2 separate regions of the Homo sapiens genome follow, and region 2 is linked to region 1. Evidence: read pairs that join two places in POLR2A ChIA-PET (ENCODE). Cell type or tissue: GM12878. All regions are shown on one strand. Each heading gives the region's core, and the rest is flanking DNA. Links, peaks and the distances in the headings are about the cores only.

The links. Peaks named below come from ENCODE experiments on the same cell type or tissue, not always from the same donor. Only the 100,000 strongest peaks of a DNase experiment are listed, where the experiment ranks them.
Region 2: POLR2A ChIA-PET joins it to region 1 with 10 read pairs; 2 of 35 experiments call an interaction of 5 or more read pairs at or near these places.

The regions. Positions count from the first base shown.
Region 1 is chrX:149,710,231-149,719,296 of GRCh38, forward strand. MAGEA11 (MAGE family member A11) reads left to right here and starts at 1,830. Exons shown (of 5, transcript NM_005366.5): 1 at 1,830-1,932; 2 at 2,913-3,025; 3 at 4,251-4,346; 4 at 5,374-5,447; 5 at 5,523-7,038. The coding sequence starts at 2,930. The coding sequence ends at 6,546. In GM12878, for the core only: no CTCF peak of the experiment used is centred there; a DNase peak (open chromatin) is centred at 5,451.
Region 2 is chrX:149,803,364-149,812,429 of GRCh38, forward strand. It overlaps the pseudogene MAGEA7P. Among named protein-coding and RNA genes, the nearest start is that of LINC00850, 18 kb to the right of the region's middle. In GM12878, for the core only: no CTCF peak of the experiment used is centred there; no DNase peak of the experiment used is centred there.

The sequences.
Region 1 (9,066 bases), core at 4,438-6,937:
ACAAAAGCATGTATGATTTTTACTGAGGCAACTATACAAGTACTGATATATCCAGTTCAAAGAGCACCCAAATAAACAAGGCAGTATATGATATCATTGATAGGGAACAGAATATTGCAAAGATGGCAATTCTATTTTTTCAAAAATTGACAGACGTAATTCCTTAACCAGCCAAGATGACTGTCAAGCTCAGGCATCTGTTGGTTTTTGATTGTTTGGTTTGGTTTTGTTTTTTTGAGACAGGACCTCACTCTATTTCCAAGGCTGGAGTGCAGTGGTGTGAACACAGCTCACTGCAGCACTGACATCCTGGGCTCCAGTGATCCTCCCACCTTAGCCTCCCTACCAGCTGGGACTGCAGTCACACGCCACCACACCCAGCTAATTTTTCATTTCTTTTTTCTTTTTCTTTTTCTTTCTTTCTTTTTTTTTTGAGATGGGGTCTTGTTATGTAGTTCAGATTAATCTTGAGCTACTGGGCTCAAGTGATCCTCCTGCCTTGGCCTACCAAAGTGTTTGGATTACAGGTGTGAACCACCGCGTTCAGTCTTGGGCTTCTATCTTAGACTCCCCAAAACAACCCGGGAAAACTAAAGAATAAAAATAAATAAATAAAGGAACAAGCAAACAATATCAAAAAAGAAATCTAAACAAAAAAAACATGAGAGAGCCCTGAGAATTTCATTGTATTTTGAAGGAATACTTGTGATTGGCGGGGAAGAGTGGCAGGGAAGTTGGGGTGGATAGGAAGAAAGAAATGTTTAAAATTCTGCCCCTACTTCACTGTGGAAAACTCGGGTAGGGTCTCAGACCACAGGTGCCAGTAGTCATGGGGTAACTTCAGGACATGAGGAAACACTGGTTGATTAAAGGAATACGGCTGGAATTTGTGCTGATAACCACTAAAACCACGTCAGTAAATAAAGATTGGCTTTTTAAAAATTATCGTTTTAATTGAAGATAAAGAATGGATTAAATTAGAGTATTGACCATTAGAGTGAAATAGGCAGTTAGGTTAAGTATGATTTTTGACACTGAATGAGAATTAAAAAATGAAAATCACTAAAATGAACTATGAAGTGTTAGATAAATTCTAAACGCAGGACTTCCGCAAATTTCTTGCAGCCACTCAGCCTCTTCAGTGTAAAAATAAAGCTTTCAGGGCAAAAGTTTGCAAAGTCTAGATCTGGCTGGGGAGGAGCCCCCGTAGGAAGGTGTGCATCTTCTCCCAGAGGTCACTACAATCACGGGTACTGAAGCCACATGGAAGCACCTAGCCTGGGATCCGCAGCTATTGTCTGCAAGGGGTGCAGTTGGGCAATGCTCAGAGGTGACAGAAACAGAGCATCTCCCACCCATCACTTCATGAAAGAACCAGTAGCCAAGAGGAGGACCCTCCTGAGTGAGGACTGACGGTCCACCCTCCCCACATAGAGGGGCCACAGAATCCAGCTCGGTCCCTCCTGTCAGCCCCGGAAGACCTTGGCAATGTTGTCCCCCGACCTCACACCTCCCGCTCACTGCCACCTCAGGGGACTCAGAGTCAGAGACTTGGTCCGAGAGGAGCAGACATCATTGGCAGAGGACGGAGCTCCAGGCTCTGCAAGGAATCAAGGTCAGAAACCTGAGGGAGGACTGAGGCACCCCCATGACCCTCGACCACATCTGCACCCCTCGCCACTACTTTTCCCCCTGCCCCACCCCGCCCCGCCCCGCCTCGCCTCGCCCCGCCCCGCCTCGCCTCGCCCCGCCCCCACACGGGCAGAATCGGGTTCGCTCCTGCTGTAAATCCAGGGAAGCTCCAGGCGTGGGGGCCGGATGTGACCTCCATTGGCTTCCGCCTCTGGGATCTGAGAGAAGCGAAAGCGTCTTTCTGAGGGGTGTCTTGAGAGTGGCAGAGGGCAGCGGGTCCAGGCTCCATGAGGAGGCAAGGTGAGAGCTGAGGGAGGACTGAGGAGTCCTCCTACCCAGATAGAGGGCCCCAAATAATCCAGCGCCAACCCTGGAGCCAGCCCTGAAACAACAGGGGACCAAATTATCAGGCTGAGACAATCCCCCTCCTCAATGCCCAAGGAGACTCTGCGAGTCTATGGTGTGACCCGGGCAGAGGCAGTTCCATAAAGGGTGGGGCCCCGGCCTTTCCAGGCATCAACATCAGGACTCTGAGAAATTATGGAGAGGTTCCACCCCATCCTGATAGAGGGGCCACAAAGTCCATCCTTGTCCCTGCAGACAACGCAAAGGACCTCCGGGCTTGGTACTGCGGAGTTGCACATTAGGGGGTCAGAGAGAAGTGATAGCCCGGTTCTGAAGGGCGGCTTGTGACCTGCTGAGGGCAGCGGGCCCAGGCTCTGTGAGGAGGCAAGATGAGATGCTGAGGGAGGACTGAGGATGCTCCCTACCCAGATAGAGGACCCCAGATAATCCAGCACCGCCTCTGCTGCCAGCCCTGGATCACCCCATGGGGATGGACTTCTCAGGCTGGGCCGTCCCCTCTGACACCCCCCTCGGCTTCTGCCCCCCGCCGCTTAAGCCTCAGGGGACTGTGGGGTCAGAGCTTGGTGTGACCAGGGCAGGGCTGGTTGGGGGGGGCAGGACCCAGGTTCTGCCAGGCATCAAGGTCAGGACCCCGAGGGAGGGCTGAGGCCCCACAGAGCAAGGCTCCCTCTCTGCTGTCAGTCCTGGGAAGTTCCTGGCATTGCTGCCAGGCAAGTGGATCCTGATTTCCGCATCCTGGGCTGACAGAGGGAAGGGGCTTGGTATCATGAGAAAGACCTAGGGGGAGCACAGACAGGGCTCAGTCCCTGCTGGGAGGTGAGCAAGGCCTGAGGGACAACTGAAGGGACCCAGCACCCCAGAACAGCCCCCCCCCATAGTCCCGCCGTCTCAAACTGAGGTGCCTTTTCATTCAGCCTTGGGAATCTGAGGGATGGAGACTCAGTTCCGCAGAGGGGGTCTGGGGTGCAGCCCTGCCAGCATCAAGAGGAAGAAGAAGAGGGAGGACTCAGGAGACTTTGGACTCCAGGTCAGTAGGGACCTTGGCCCTTGGAGTTCCAAGGCACGGTGGCCACATGTGGTGCATCCTCACTCTGCCTTTGGGGTGTCAGCAAGGAGTGGGTTGTGGTCTGAGGAGTGGAGCCTCAGGTCAACCCAGGGAGGAGTCCCAGAGGGAGGACTCAGGCAACCAATTATCCCTGAGGTAGAAAACCTGCCCCTGCCATCGGTCCTTGGAGGCCCCAAGCAGGACTCTAGGAAAGAGAGGCAGCTCCCCACTTCCTAGTTGGGGTTCTCTGGGAGATGGTGGTCGTGGCCTGCAAAACTCATCCACAGTTCAGCAGGAGAGACATGGATAGGCCTTGTCAGGAGTAAATCTGAATACCTGGAGGAAACCCAGAGAGAGGAGGCACCCCTGAAATCTGCTTCATCTGTCAGCCTTTGGCATCCCATGAGGGGTGTCCATGTAGTGCCCCTTCACTTTCTGCCTCCCATATCTCAGAGAGGTGGGGCCCTTGGTCTGAGGCAGGTCCTCAGGTCAGCAGAGGGATACACACCTGGTCAGCACAGGGTGGAGTCCAGGATCTGCCAGTAGTCAAGGAGAGGAAAATTGATGAAGACTGAAGGTAAGAATGTACCCTCCCACATGCCAAAGAAAAAGGGACCTCACCAATCCTTGCTTCCTCTGTTTTCATCCCTCGGAGGCCCAAGTTGGGGAGGCATGTGCCATGCTCACATTTCTGCCACGAGGTTGGGGGTGGCACCTTGCTCAGGGAGGTGAGCACCTTGTTTCAAGGGGGTGATGACAGGTCAGCAGGTGGAGCCACACCTGATCAGCAGAGGGAGGAGTCCCAGGATCTTTAGGACTCAAGGTGTATGTGTCCCCTTGGTGAGGACTGGAGATACCCACATCCCATAATGAAGGGATCCCACAGAGTCTCTCTGTCCCCTGTCCTTGGCTGTGTGGGGACCTCATCACGGGTGGCCCCAAGTGGCAAGGTCACTTGTACCACAGGCAGAAAGTTGGGAAACCTTCAGGGAGATGAGGTCTTGGTGTAAAGGGATATGTCTGCTCATCTCAGGGGTTGGGAGTCAAGGAAGGACAGGCCCTGGCAGAAGTAAAGATGAAAAACCCACAGGAGGACTTTGGAATCCCCAGAACCGAAGGGTCCAGCCTCTGCTGTCAGCCCTGGACAACCACATGATGGGGTGATGGGACGTGGGGCCCCTTACTTCTGTTTTGGAATCTTGGGCAGGTGAGCACTATGTTCTCAGAGGACGACTTCCAGTCAACAGAAAGAGCCCCATATGGTCCACAACTACAGTGGTCCCAGGATCTGCCAAGAGTCCAGGTGAGAAACCTGAGGGAGGATTGAGGGTTCCTCCTGGCCAGAACACAGAGGGCTGCTTAGAAATCTGCTCTGCCCCTGCTGTCTCCCCAGAGAGCATGTGCAGGACTATGTGCTGAGACCCCTCTCTTATACTGGGATCATTGGTCTCAGGGAGCGGGAGACATTGGTCTGAGAGGGCTGCACTTAGGTCAGCAGTGGGAGGGTCCCAGGCCATGACCAGAATCAAGGTGGGGGCTGACGGGACAGCACTTACCAAAAACATGGGACTCAGCCCTTCCCTGCCCCTTCTGTCAGCTATGGGAAGTCCCTGGGACCATGGGTGTTTCTATTTCCCTGATTTCCTCTTCTGATATCTCCTGGAGGTAGAGCTTTGGTTTAAGGAGATGGCGTCAGGTCAACAGAGGGAGGGTCCCAGGCCAAGATAGGCATCAAGATGGGAACCAAACAGGCTCCTTACCCGAGGACACATGGACCCTGCTGACTGTCACCATCTCTTGCTGTCCTTCCTGGGTAGCCCTGTGTACATGTGGCCAGATGTGTATCCCCACATGTCCTCTTTCATATCAGGAAAGAGCTATTGATCTGAGAGTTTCTCAGGTCAGGAGAGCTGTGTCTTCCAGGCCCTGGCAGGAGAAAGGTGAGGGCCCTGAGCACAGAGGGGACCATCCACTCCAAAAAAGTGAGAAACTCACAGAGTTTGGCCCACCTTTCTGACAGTGCTGGGGTGCCAGGATGGGTGCTTGCAGTCTGCAGCCTGATGGCCCCATGATTCCTCTTCTAGAAGCTCCAAAAACTGAGCAGTGAGGCCTTGGTCTCAAGCAATGTCTTCAGATCTCAGAACACAGGAAGCCTAGGCAGTGCCAGTAGTCAAGATGAGATGTTCACCCTTAATCTACAAATGGCCCCACCTGCCCCAGTACAGAAAGGGACCCCCAGCTTGCAACCTCACCTGCCCTACCTCAGTCCTGGAGCCTCCTGCTCTGATGTCCAGCTGCATCTTGAGCAGCCTTCTCACTTCCTTTTTCAGGTTTTTAGAGAACAGGCCAACCTGGAGGACAGGAGTCCCAGGAGAACCCAGAGGATCACTGGAGGAGAACAAGTGTAAGTAGGCCTTTGTTAGATTCTCCATGGTTCATATCTCATCTGAGTCTGTTCTCACGCTCCCTCTCTCCCCAGGCTGTGGGGCCCCATCACCCAGATATTTCCCACAGTTCGGCCTGCTGACCTAACCAGAGTCATCATGCCTCTTGAGCAAAGAAGTCAGCACTGCAAGCCTGAGGAAGGCCTTCAGGCCCAAGAAGAAGACCTGGGCCTGGTGGGTGCACAGGCTCTCCAAGCTGAGGAGCAGGAGGCTGCCTTCTTCTCCTCTACTCTGAATGTGGGCACTCTAGAGGAGTTGCCTGCTGCTGAGTCACCAAGTCCTCCCCAGAGTCCTCAGGAAGAGTCCTTCTCTCCCACTGCCATGGATGCCATCTTTGGGAGCCTATCTGATGAGGGCTCTGGCAGCCAAGAAAAGGAGGGGCCAAGTACCTCGCCTGACCTGATAGACCCTGAGTCCTTTTCCCAAGATATACTACATGACAAGATAATTGATTTGGTTCATTTATTGCTCCGCAAGTATCGAGTCAAGGGGCTGATCACAAAGGCAGAAATGCTGGGGAGTGTCATCAAAAATTATGAGGACTACTTTCCTGAGATATTTAGGGAAGCCTCTGTATGCATGCAACTGCTCTTTGGCATTGATGTGAAGGAAGTGGACCCCACTAGCCACTCCTATGTCCTTGTCACCTCCCTCAACCTCTCTTATGATGGCATACAGTGTAATGAGCAGAGCATGCCCAAGTCTGGCCTCCTGATAATAGTCCTGGGTGTAATCTTCATGGAGGGGAACTGCATCCCTGAAGAGGTTATGTGGGAAGTCCTGAGCATTATGGGGGTGTATGCTGGAAGGGAGCACTTCCTCTTTGGGGAGCCCAAGAGGCTCCTTACCCAAAATTGGGTGCAGGAAAAGTACCTGGTGTACCGGCAGGTGCCCGGCACTGATCCTGCATGCTATGAGTTCCTGTGGGGTCCAAGGGCCCACGCTGAGACCAGCAAGATGAAAGTTCTTGAGTACATAGCCAATGCCAATGGGAGGGATCCCACTTCTTACCCATCCCTGTATGAAGATGCTTTGAGAGAGGAGGGAGAGGGAGTCTGAGCATGAGATGCAACCAGGGCCAGCGGGCAGGGAAATGGGCCAATGCATGCTTCAGGGCCACACCCAGCAGTTTCCCTGTCCTGTGTGAAATCAGGCCCATTCTTCCCTCTGTGTTTGATGAGAGAAGTCAGTGTTCTCAGTAGTAGAAGGCACAGTGAATGGAAGGGAACACATTGTATACTGCCTTTAGGTTTCTCTTCCATCGGGTGACTTGGAGATTTCTTTTTGTTTCCCTTTGGTAATTTTCAAATATTGTTCCTGTAATAAAAGTTTTAGTTAGCTTCAACATCTAAGTGTATGGATGATACTGACCACACATGTTGTTTTGCTTATCCATTTCAAGTGCAAGTGTTTGCCATTTTGTAAAACATTTTGGGAAATCTTCCATCTTGCTGTGATTTGCAATAGGTATTTTCTTGGAGAATGTAAGAACTTAACAATAAAGCTGAACTGGTGTTGTGAAACAGAGAAATAAAAGGAGAAGGTCATTAATTCTTGTCTTCTTATCCATATTAATCTGTTGTTCTATGAAAGTACACACCCATACACACATGTACACCCCCCTCCCCCCACATACATATTCACCAAGGAAATGCAGTTTCCTACTGAGTTGCAGATTCTCTGAGATGTCCTGGACAATAAAAAATATTCCAAAGTAGAGAGTGGTAGCACCTGGGGTCACAGTAATACTAGAAATAGCTGTCAATCATTAAATATCCAGTACATGCCAGGCATCATCCCAGGTGTTTTAATACATTTTATACATTACAACAGTCCTAAAAAAATGGTCTATCAAACCCATTTTCTGGATGAACCTGAGTCTCATGGTGCTTGGTAACTTTCCCAAGATCATATCACTGGTAAACCACAAGGTTGGCCTGAATTCATCTAGAGCCCATTCTATTCTCACTCTTTGCAGCCTGAAGTACACCTCTGTCCCTTAATTCATTTGTTTTCTCAGTACTGCATAATGTCTCTCAAGTGGCCAAAAGAAGGACACTGTGGACGTGGTACTGAAAGCGGGCCTACAAAAGGAAGGTGACAATGAGAATGAAACATAATCTGGGGATAGTCTGTGGGCTTTATTAACCTAGGGTCCTCCTGCCTGAGCCCTAGGGTTCCTGAGAGCTGACTCTACCCAAGTGCAGGAATTTCTGTCCAACCCTAACACTTTCTCGCGCCACAGAGGCCTTCCCTTGGTCTCCCTCATGTGCCCTTTCTTCCAATTGGAATCTGGCCTGCTTCCTGCTCCTCCCTGCTGCTTGCTGTGAAGGCTAAGCGGAATCACCTGCCTTCCCCTTTACACATCCTGTCATCCCAACTGTGTGTCTAAATACACCCTCGAACTTTTCTAAATAGATGGTGAGTGGAATGTGATTAGCACATGATATACTATTCTTGAGATACGAAGTTACAGAGAGAGAGTTTTTTAAAGCCATTTTGTTATTCGTAATAGGAATTTAATGGGGTGTTTTATTTGAAACTGGTCACTGAACACATACAAGGATGAATGACCTTACCTTGGTGGTGAAAATCTAAACTCTCTCGCATAAGCTGGAGATGAGGAAAGAACATGGAAATCACTGTGGAGTCAACATCTACTGAGGCTGAACTAAAACCCCAGAGTCTCCCAGGAGGTGAAAAATGCTGCCTTGGTGGGAGTACTAGCTCAAATTTTAGTAGAATAATTAACCAAGTTTCTACTTTCTCTTGTCTAGTACTTGCCCCACAGGAAAATATGTGCTTTCATTGTGTCTAAAGGCACCTGACAGGTGTTTAGGCATGTGAAGGGTAGCAGAAACTCACAGGTTAAAATTTTGACCAGGAATCAAATGGAGGAAAAGTTCAAAGCCTACTAATTGTTTAAAGGGTATTATAAAGGGAAGATTCCCTGATGAGCCTTCCTGCTGAGACTTTCAAAGTTCTTGGACAGTTGTGATCTTACATTTCAAAGCATCAGTCACGTAGCAGGCACTTGAAAATGTTAGAGAACTTCAAGGCAAATGTGGGCTTCTCAGAAACTCTAGCAATGACAAGGGTTGTGTAATACCAAATTATCATAATTGCTTTTTTTGAGCACCTCCTACATAACAGTTTATGGGGGAGACTATACCACTCACTCACATTTTGTCTTTGTCTCCTTCCCGGACACATGGGAACAGTACAGCCCACTTGCAGTTAGGAAGGGTCATGTGACCACTTGTTACCACTGAAACATGAGCAGAAGTGTTGTTTGTCACATCCAGGCATTTGAGAACCAGTGTGCCATTTCCAAGTTTTCTTCCTCCATCCAACAGTAAACATGGCAGTTTCATTTTGAGATGATGGAATCACAAGGTGGAAGCAGCCTGGATCCCTGGGTCATGTGAGAGTGGAGAGCCCCTGCCAAACCGCATCAGAACTTATGGGCACATAAAATAAACTTTTCTTGTGTCAATCCATTCAAATTTTAGGGTTTGTCTGTTGCATCAACTAGCGGTTATTTTTACTGACTAATACACAGCAACTATTTTTGCTGCT
Region 2 (9,066 bases), core at 4,321-6,820, 93 kb after region 1:
AGAGAAGATCTGAGACTGATCTGTCACGCGTGGGTGGAGAAATCACAGTCGATGGGGGGTGCCATCCCACAACATGCAGCTTTCAGCAGACATCGCACAAGTTAGAAGTGCAACCTGTCTGCATCAGAAATACAGTGCCCATGAGCAGCTTCACTCCAGTTGGCCCCACCGGAGAACAAGCCCTTCATCATGGGCATCTGCAAGAGATGTGGGAGGTCTGTGCTGCATCTGTGCTGTGTGGTGATGGTTTCGAACCCCACTAACAGGTGTTTAAAACCTGCCAGGGTTCCAGAGTCAAAGATGCCTTTGTTGCATTGAGCTATGCCTGCTTTCTGCTTGGCACAGCTTGTGGTGAGTCCGAAACAGCTCAGAGCAGATACTTTGGTTTTAGTTTAGAGTCAAGGCCAGCTTATTGAGATTTGTGACTTTGCAATTCCAAAACAGTCGGGGGTGGAAGGAAGGGGTTCTGTAGCAGCAGGATAGCCAGCACGCTGCAAGGCCGGAAAACAGTGAGGCAGGGAGACGCCTGCCTGGCATGCTTTCCTATGGCCTTTAGGCCTTGCCAGTCTTACAGTCCAAACATGCACCTCAAATCACGCACCTTAGCTCCGACAGTCATCAGCTTATACGTGGCTGACATCCCAGTTCAGAAGAGCTCATTTCACACTGTTTGGGACTGGGGGTTGATCAAGGAAAATGAGAGGATCACCAGAGGCTGTACCATACAAGCAGCTTTATTGGGTGGTGCTTGGACAGGGAATGCAGGGAGGGGACAGACTGTCCAGAGTCTATGTTTCCAGGGTCACCATCAGAACGGAAGGAAGGCAGGAGAACTGATGGTGCAGATGGGAATTGGAGAAGGACCTTATGAGTATAGGTGATGTTGCTCAGCAGCTGGGCCAAGTGGCTTGGGAGTCTCGTAACCATAAGGTTCTATCTTATCTACGGTTAGCAGATGTTAGGTGAGGACTAGCAGGGTATGCAAGCGAGGAAGGCTCTGAATGCCTAAAAACGTACTTAGCTGTGCCACGTTTCAAACCATCAACTGTGTGAAACATTCAGTTTTGTGCTGATGGGCTTCTGAGCCAACAGGTCTCAGTCTTGTGAAGAAAAACAGTAGAGAAACATCAGCAGTGCTGCACGACAGCTGAGATGCTACTGCAAGGCCCTTTGCCAGCCACATCCCACGTCTAAACAATAAGCAAGGCCTTCCTCCAGCCTAGGGGCTACACACACAGGTCATCTTTGGTTCATTTATAGAACACAAGCTGAAAACTGTTTTTAAAATCTCTGAAGATGTATCTCCACCTGGAGACCGTCTCTCTTTTTCCATGTGGACTTCCTTTCTCCAGGGATCCCAGGAGGCAAGAATTATCACCTTCAGAAACACTTTCTGTTTCCCATACTTGAAAAGCTTAACGCGAACACACACGCAGAGTTAGAGAGAAAGAGCGTGAAAGCCAATCCAAGCACTAGATATACACTGATTGAGAATAGTGTTAATACTGTAATTCCTCACAGACAAAGTTTCGTACAGAAGGCTTTTAAGATTCTGTAGAAAAGAAAACCAGTGGAAATCACGAGCATCCAAGTATCCCTGTCTACAGCAAGGGAGGAAAGCTCGGTGTTAAGCAAAGCTAACACTGTCTCCTTTAGAAAGGCTCATTAACTCGGGGGCCTGTGTGAAACAACATTCAGGGGAGGCCACTGCTGTGGACTAGCCTCCTGCCCTAAGCCCCAGCTGACCACACCTGACCAGAATGGGGTCACTTGTGCTGAGCGCCTTGGGGATCACAGAGAAGTGAGGGCCTGGTTCTGATGAGATTGTTGGAGGGAAGCGGGCCCAGCTTCCGTGAGGAGGCAAGGTGAGGCCCTGAGGGAGGACTGAGGACGCCCCCGCCCCAGAGGGAAGACCCCAAATAATCCAGCACCACCCCTGCTGCCAGCCCTGGACCACCTGGGGGCGGACTTCTCAGGCTGTGGGCCACCCTTCGCCACCCCACCGCTTAAGCCCCAGGGGACTCTGGAGTCAGAGCTTGGTATGACCAGGGCAGGGCTGGTTAGGAGAGGGCAGGGGCCAGGCTCTGCCAGGCATAACAAGGTCAGGATTCTGAGGGAGGGCTGAGGCCCCATAGAAGGAAGCTCTGTCTTTGCTGTCAGCGCTGGGAAATGCTGGGAATGGGGACCAGGCACGTTGATGCTGCTGTCCACATCCTGGGCTGATGGAGGGAAGGGGCTTGATACCATGAGCATCACCTCAGAGGAGTAGACGGAGGGCCCAGGTCCTGCCGGGAGAGCACGGAGGCCTTAAAGGACAATCACTACAGGACAGGGGACCCGCCCCGCCCCCATCTCAAGCTAAGGCACCTCCTCATTTCGCCTCAGGAATCCAACAGATAGACTCAGGTCGGCAGAGGGGAGCTCTGACGCAGCCCTGCCAGGATCAAGGGGAGGAAAAAGAGGGAGGACTCAGGACACCTTGGACTCCAGATCACTGGGGACCTCCGCCCTTGGAGGTCCCACGCACGATGGCTGCATGTGGTGCATCCCTGCCTATGCCTTGGAGACAACAAAGAGGAGAGGGCTTTGGTATGAGGACTGGAGGCTCAGGTTAGCAGAGGGAGGAGTCTCAGGACCCTGAGGGAAGACTCAGCAGAGCTTCTTTCCCAGAGGTAGGACACCTGCCCTTCCTGTCAGTCCTGGGGGGCCTCGGGCAGGACTGTGGGGAACGGACCTGGCCCCCACTTCCTCGTTAGGGATCCCAGGGAGATGGTGGCCTTGACCTGGAAGACCGTCCAAAGTTCAGCAGGAGGGAAAGGGCCAGGCCCTGTCGGAAGTAAATCTGAATATCTATAGGACACCCAGACACAGGAGGCACTCCTGAAATATGCACCTTTTGTCAGTCTTGGGAATCCCATTGAGGGGTGTCAGTGTAGAGTTCCTTCACTTCTGCCTCCCAGGCCCCAGAGAGGTGGGGGCCTCCGTCTGAGGGGTGTCCTCAGCTCAGCAGAGATAGCCACACCTGGTCAGCACAGGTTGGGTCCAGTCTTCCAGGCGTCAAGAGAAGGAAGGTTGGTGAAGACTGAAGGTAAGAAGGTACCTCCACACCTCCAAGAAGAAGGGAACTCGCAGAACCTGGCTTCCACTGTTCTCAGCCCCGGGTGGCCCCAGGCATAGGTACCATGTGGCATGCTCTCCTTTCTGCCATATGGCGGGAGGTGGGAGGTCTCAGGGAGGTGAACACCTTGGTATTAGTGGTACTTACAGTTCAACAGAGGAAGCCACATCTGGCCAGCAGAGGGAGGGGTCCCAGGATCAGCAGGACCCAAGGAGTGCCCCCTTCATGAGGACTGATGGTACCCCTGGCCCAGAAGGAAAGGACTCCACAGATTATGGCTGTCACTTATTCTTAGCTCTGGGACAATCAGATCAGGAATGTCCCTAATTGGCAATCTCACTTGTACCACAGATAGGAAGTTGGGGAACCCTTGGGGACATGGGGTGTTGGTGTAAAGGCGAGATGGCTGCTCCTCTCAGGAGTTTGGGAGTTGAGGAAGGGCAGGCGCCAGGAGGAGTAAAGATGAATAACCCACCGGAAGACATTGGAAGCCTCACCCCAGAACCAAAGGGGCCAGCTCCTGGAGTGAGCCCTGGACACCCCACCCAATGGTGATGGGATGTGGCGCCTCCTCACTTCTGTTTCTAGATCTTAGGGAGGTGAGGACCTTGTTTTCAGAGGGTGACTCAGGTCAACACAGGGACCCCAGTCTGATCGACTGACACACTGGTCCCAGGATCTGCCAGGTGTCCAGGTGAGGAACCTGAGGGAGGACTGAGGGTACCCCCAGGCAAGAACGCAAACGGGGGCTCCACAGAAATCTTCCCTGCCCCTGATGTCACCCCAGAGAGCATAGGCAGGGCTGTCAGCTGAGGTCTCTCTCTTATCCTGGGATCATCAGTGTCAGGGAGGGGGATGCCTTGGTCTTAGGGGGCTGAACTCAGGTCAGTAGAGGGAGAGCCCCAGACTCTGCCAGGAGTCAACATGAGGACCCAGCAGGCTCCTTGCCCAGGACACATGGTGTCCAGTGAATTTGGATATCTCTTGCTGTCTCTCCCAGTGGACCTAGGCACATGTGGCCAGATGTGGGTCCCCTCATACCCTTCTGTTCCATATCAGGGTTGTGAACTCTTTATCTGAGTTTCTCGAGCCAGCAAAAGGGCAGGATGAGGCCCCTCCAGGAGAAAGGTGAGTGAGCACAGAGGGGACCATGCACCCCATGAGAGTAGGGACCTCACAGAGCCTGGTCAACCCTTCTGACAGCACTGGAAAGCCAGGGCTGTGCTTGCAGTCTGCACCCTGAGGGCCCCTCGATTCCTCTTTTAGGAGCTCCAGGAACCAGGCAGTTAGGCCTTGGTCTGAGGCACTGTGCTCAGGTCACAGAGCAGAGGAGTCGCAGGCAGTGTTAGCAGTCAAGGCGAGGTTCTGATCTGAATGGACAACAAGGGCCCCACACTCCCCAGAACACAAGGGACTCCAGAGAGCCCAGCCTCACCTTCCCTACTGTCAGTCCTGCAGCCTCAGCCTCTGCTGGCCGGCTGTACCCTGAGGTGCCCTCTCACTTCCTCCTTCAGGTTCTCAGCGGACAGGCCGGCCAGGAGGTCAGAAGCCCCAGGAGGCCCCAGAGGAGCACCGAAGGAGAAGATCTGTAAGTAGGCCTTTGTTAGGGCCTCCAGGGCGTGGTTCACAAATGAGGCCCCTCACAAGCTCCTTCTCTCCCCAGATCTGTGGGTTCCTCCCCATCGCCCAGCTGCTGCCCGCACTCCAGCCTGCTGCCCTGACCAGAGTCATCATGTCTTCTGAGCAGAGGAGTCAGCACTGCAAGCCTGAGGATGGCCTTGAGGCCCAAGGACAGGAGGCTCTGGGCCTGGTGGGTGTGCAGGCTCCCGCCACCGAGGAGCACGAGGCTGCCTCCTCCTTCACTCTGATTGAAGGCACCCTGGAGGAGGTGCCTGCTGCTGGGTCCCCCAGTCCTCCCCTGAGTCTCAGGGTTCCTCCTTTTCCCTGACCATCAGCAACAACACTCTATGGAGCCAATCCAGTGAGGGCACCAGCAGCCGGGAAGAGGAGGGGCCAACCACCTAGACACACCCCGCTCACCTGGCGTCCTTGTTCCAATGGGAAGGTGGCTGAGTTGGTTCGCTTCCTGCTGCACAAGTATCGAGTCAAGGAGCTGGTCACAAAGGCAGAAATGCTGGACAGTGTCATCAAAAATTACAAGCACTAGTTTCCTGTGATCTATGGCAAAGCCTCAGAGTGCATGCAGGTGATGTTTGGCATTGACATGAAGGAAGTGGACCCCGCGGCCACTCCTACGTCCTTGTCACCTGCTTGGGCCTCTCCTACAATGGCCTGCTGGGTGATGATCAGAGCATGCCCGAGACCGGCCTTCTGATTATGGTCTTGACCATGATCTTAATGGAGGGCCACTGTGCCCCTGAGGAGGCAATCTGGGAAGCGTTGAGTGTAATGGTGTATGATGGGATGGAGCAGTTTCTTTGGGCAGCTGAGGAAGCTGCTCACCCAAGATTGGGTGCAGGAAAACTACCTGCAATACCGCCAGGTGCCCAGCAGTGATCCCCCGTGCTACCAGTTCCTGTGGGGTCCAAGGGCCCTCATTGAAACCAGCTATGTGAAAGTCCTGGAGTATGCAGCCAGGGTCAGTACTAAAGAGAGCATTTCCTACCCATCCCTGCATGAAGAGGCTTTGGGAGAGGAGGAAGAGGGAGTCTGAGCAGAAGTTGCAGCCAGGGCCAGTGGGGCAGATTGGGGGAGGGCCTGGGCCAGTGCACGTTCCACACATCCACCACCTTCCCTGTCCTGTTACATGAGGCCCATTCTTCACTCTGTGTTTGAAGAGAGCAGTCAATGTTCTCAGTAGCGGGGAGTGTGTTGGGTGTGAGGGAATACAAGGTGGACCATCTCTCAGTTCCTGTTCTCTTGGGCGATTTGGAGGTTTATCTTTGTTTCCTTTTGCAGTCGTTCAAATGTTCCTTTTAATGGATGGTGTAATGAACTTCAACATTCATTTCATGTATGACAGTAGGCAGACTTACTGTTTTTTATATAGTTAAAAGTAAGTGCATTGTTTTTTATTTATGTAAGAAAATCTATGTTATTTCTTGAATTGGGACAACATAACATAGCAGAGGATTAAGTACCTTTTATAATGTGAAAGAACAAAGCGGTAAAATGGGTGAGATAAAGAAATAAAGAAATTAAATTGGCTGGGCACGGTGGCTCACGCCTGTAATCCCAGCACTTTAGGAGGCAGAGGCACGGGGATCACGAGGTCAGGAGATCGAGACCATTCTGGCTAACACAGTGAAACACCATCTCTATTAAAAATACAAAACTTAGCCGGGCGTGGTGGCGGGTGCCTGTAGTCCCAGCTACTGGGGAGGCTGCGGCAGGAGAATGGTGTGAACCCTGGAGGCGGAGCTCGCAGTGAGCCGAGATCGCGCCACTGCACTCCATCCAGCCTGGGCAACAGAGCGAGACTCCGTCTCAAAAAAAAAAAAAAAATTAGCTGGGTGAGGCGGTGGGTGCCTGTAGTCCCAGCTACTCAGGAGGCTGAGAAGGAGAATGGTGTGAACCCAGGAGACAGAGCATGCAGTGAGCCCAGATCGCACTGCTGTAGCCTGGGCGACAGAGCAAGACTCTATCTCAAAAAAAAAAAAATTAAATTATAGTTAATTCTTGTCTTTCTTGTATTCTGTGTAGTTAAGAAATACATATTTGCTTGGCTAATACATATTGGATTAGCTTGGCTTCTTTGAGAATGTAATTGAATTAAATATGAATAAATGCATTCCCCTGCTCACTGACTCATTTCGTCCTGAAACATTCATTGAGCTTCTGCTATTTGTAAGTCCCTGGGTTAGTATTGGAGATGCTAAGGTAAGCCAGGCCCACCCCTAACCTTACGGTGGGTGAGTCTAGGATCTGCAGTCATATAACTAAGGTGGACAGATGTCCTCCAACATCTAGAGGAAAAATAAGAGAGGGGTGAGGGTGTGGGGCAACAGGTGAGAGTGGTGGAGTGTACATGCCCTGAGCCAAGGCCTTTTGGGCTTTGGGAAACTGCAGTACCTTTTGGGAGAGCTGATTCTAGTGAAATGGGGTAGGACCAGAGCCAGATTCTCAGAGGATGAGAGAAAAGCTTGGAAGGGAAACATGCTCAGCAGTTCCTTTTGGATGGTGGATGAAACAGAGAGGCATCTCCTCCTGGGGCAGGAATGGGAGGTGTCCTGCACTCTTGTCTCAGTGCAGTTGAACACGGCACACGAAGTTGGTGATGGATACCCATCATCCGGAAGGGTTTCCTTAGAGAGAAGCGTGAATCTCCTGGGATGTGAGGCTCAGATGCCACTGGCCAGGTGTTTTTCTTCCTGGTTGTGTGAGCCAGAGCTGACTCTATTAAAGAGACATTCTAACTAGCTTATCTGAAGTGCAATTTGGCCAATTATAACAAGGGAAAGATTTTGGGTCGTGACATAATCAATGAAAAAAGTGGTTTGGATGTAAAAGAAGCTGAGAGAGAGGGAAGGACTTTATTCTTGACTCATATTCTAAGAGCTTTGAGTTGCATTCCAGTTGGGGGAGGGTTCTGCACCCTGAAATTTTGAAGTATGCCCCGTGAGAGGGTAAACTAACTGAAATTCATTGACAAAACTTCCTTTTTTTTGGCCGAGTAATTGTTCCATGTCCTATTCGCCTGCATAGTTTCTGATAAGTCCTGGAGAACCACAACAACAATAAGAAAATCCCAGAATACTAGGATCTGGGGTCAAATACTAGAAATAAAAGCCATCTGCCATTCCGTAAACTTCTTATTTGTGTCAGGACTTGAGCCAGGTGCATCACTTACATTACATACACTCCAACAGCCCTATTGGTCAAGGCCTATTACCCATGCTTCACGGACAAAGAATCTGAGGCTCACAGGGCTTGAGAATGTCCCAGGATCACAAGGGTAGTAAGTAACAGGGCTGGAACCAGATCTCTAGTCTGATTCCACTGGAGCCCAAGCTGCTCCCACTCCTCCCAGCCTGAGGCCCACTTCCTGAGCAGTAGTTCATTTCTCACCACTGCATCATGTCTCTCAGGTGACAAAAGGAAGGACCCTGGGGACAAAGTACTAAAAGCAGGCCAAAAGAAGGTGACAATGAGAATCAAACAGAATTTGGGTGGCATGTGTTGGGGCCCCTGGGAGCTGACTGCTGGGTGCCTTCTGTTGAGCACCTACTATGAAAGATGTTATGGGAGAGCCTACAAGTGCTCATCCACATCTTGGTTCCTCCGTCAAAGGCACAAGAGACAAGTACACTCCCAGCCAGCATGTCTGTCTGGCCCCAACACTTTCCCGAGTTACAACACCCTTCCCTTGGTCGCCCTCACGTGCCCTCCATTCCAACTCAGAGGCCCAGCCTGGTGCTTGCTCTTCCTTGCTGCCTCAGGAGGCTGCACAGAATCCCCTGCTTTCCCCAGAACATGGAGCATCCCTATCCCCTGCAGAACCCCCCTAGCTTTCCCACGGCTCACCTTCGGTCCTGTCCCACAGCCACAGCCACCTGGTCCTCCCTCCCTGGGAGTTCTATACACATTCTTTATTTTCCCAATGGGCTGTGAATAGACTATACTTTGCCCATAATCTCCTGACTCTTGGGAAACAGCCCTGAAGGTGGAGAGTAGATTTTTAAGCCACTCACATATTTGCAGTAGGATTTTAATGGGCTTCTTATCTGAAGCTGGGAACTGAACAGGCAAACAAATAGATAGTGCTCAGAAATTCCATTCCTTCGTAAGAGGTAGAAGAGGAGCACCCATCCTCTAAAGCTGAATTCTTACAAACACTGGGCTCCTCCCGGGGTATGAGAAATGCGTCCTTGATGGACATGCCACCTGGAATTTGAAAAGAATGATGAATCACTCTTCCACTGCCTCCTGTCTGGCATCTGCACCCAGGGACATACTGGCTTTCAGTGTGACTAGTGGCACCTGCACAG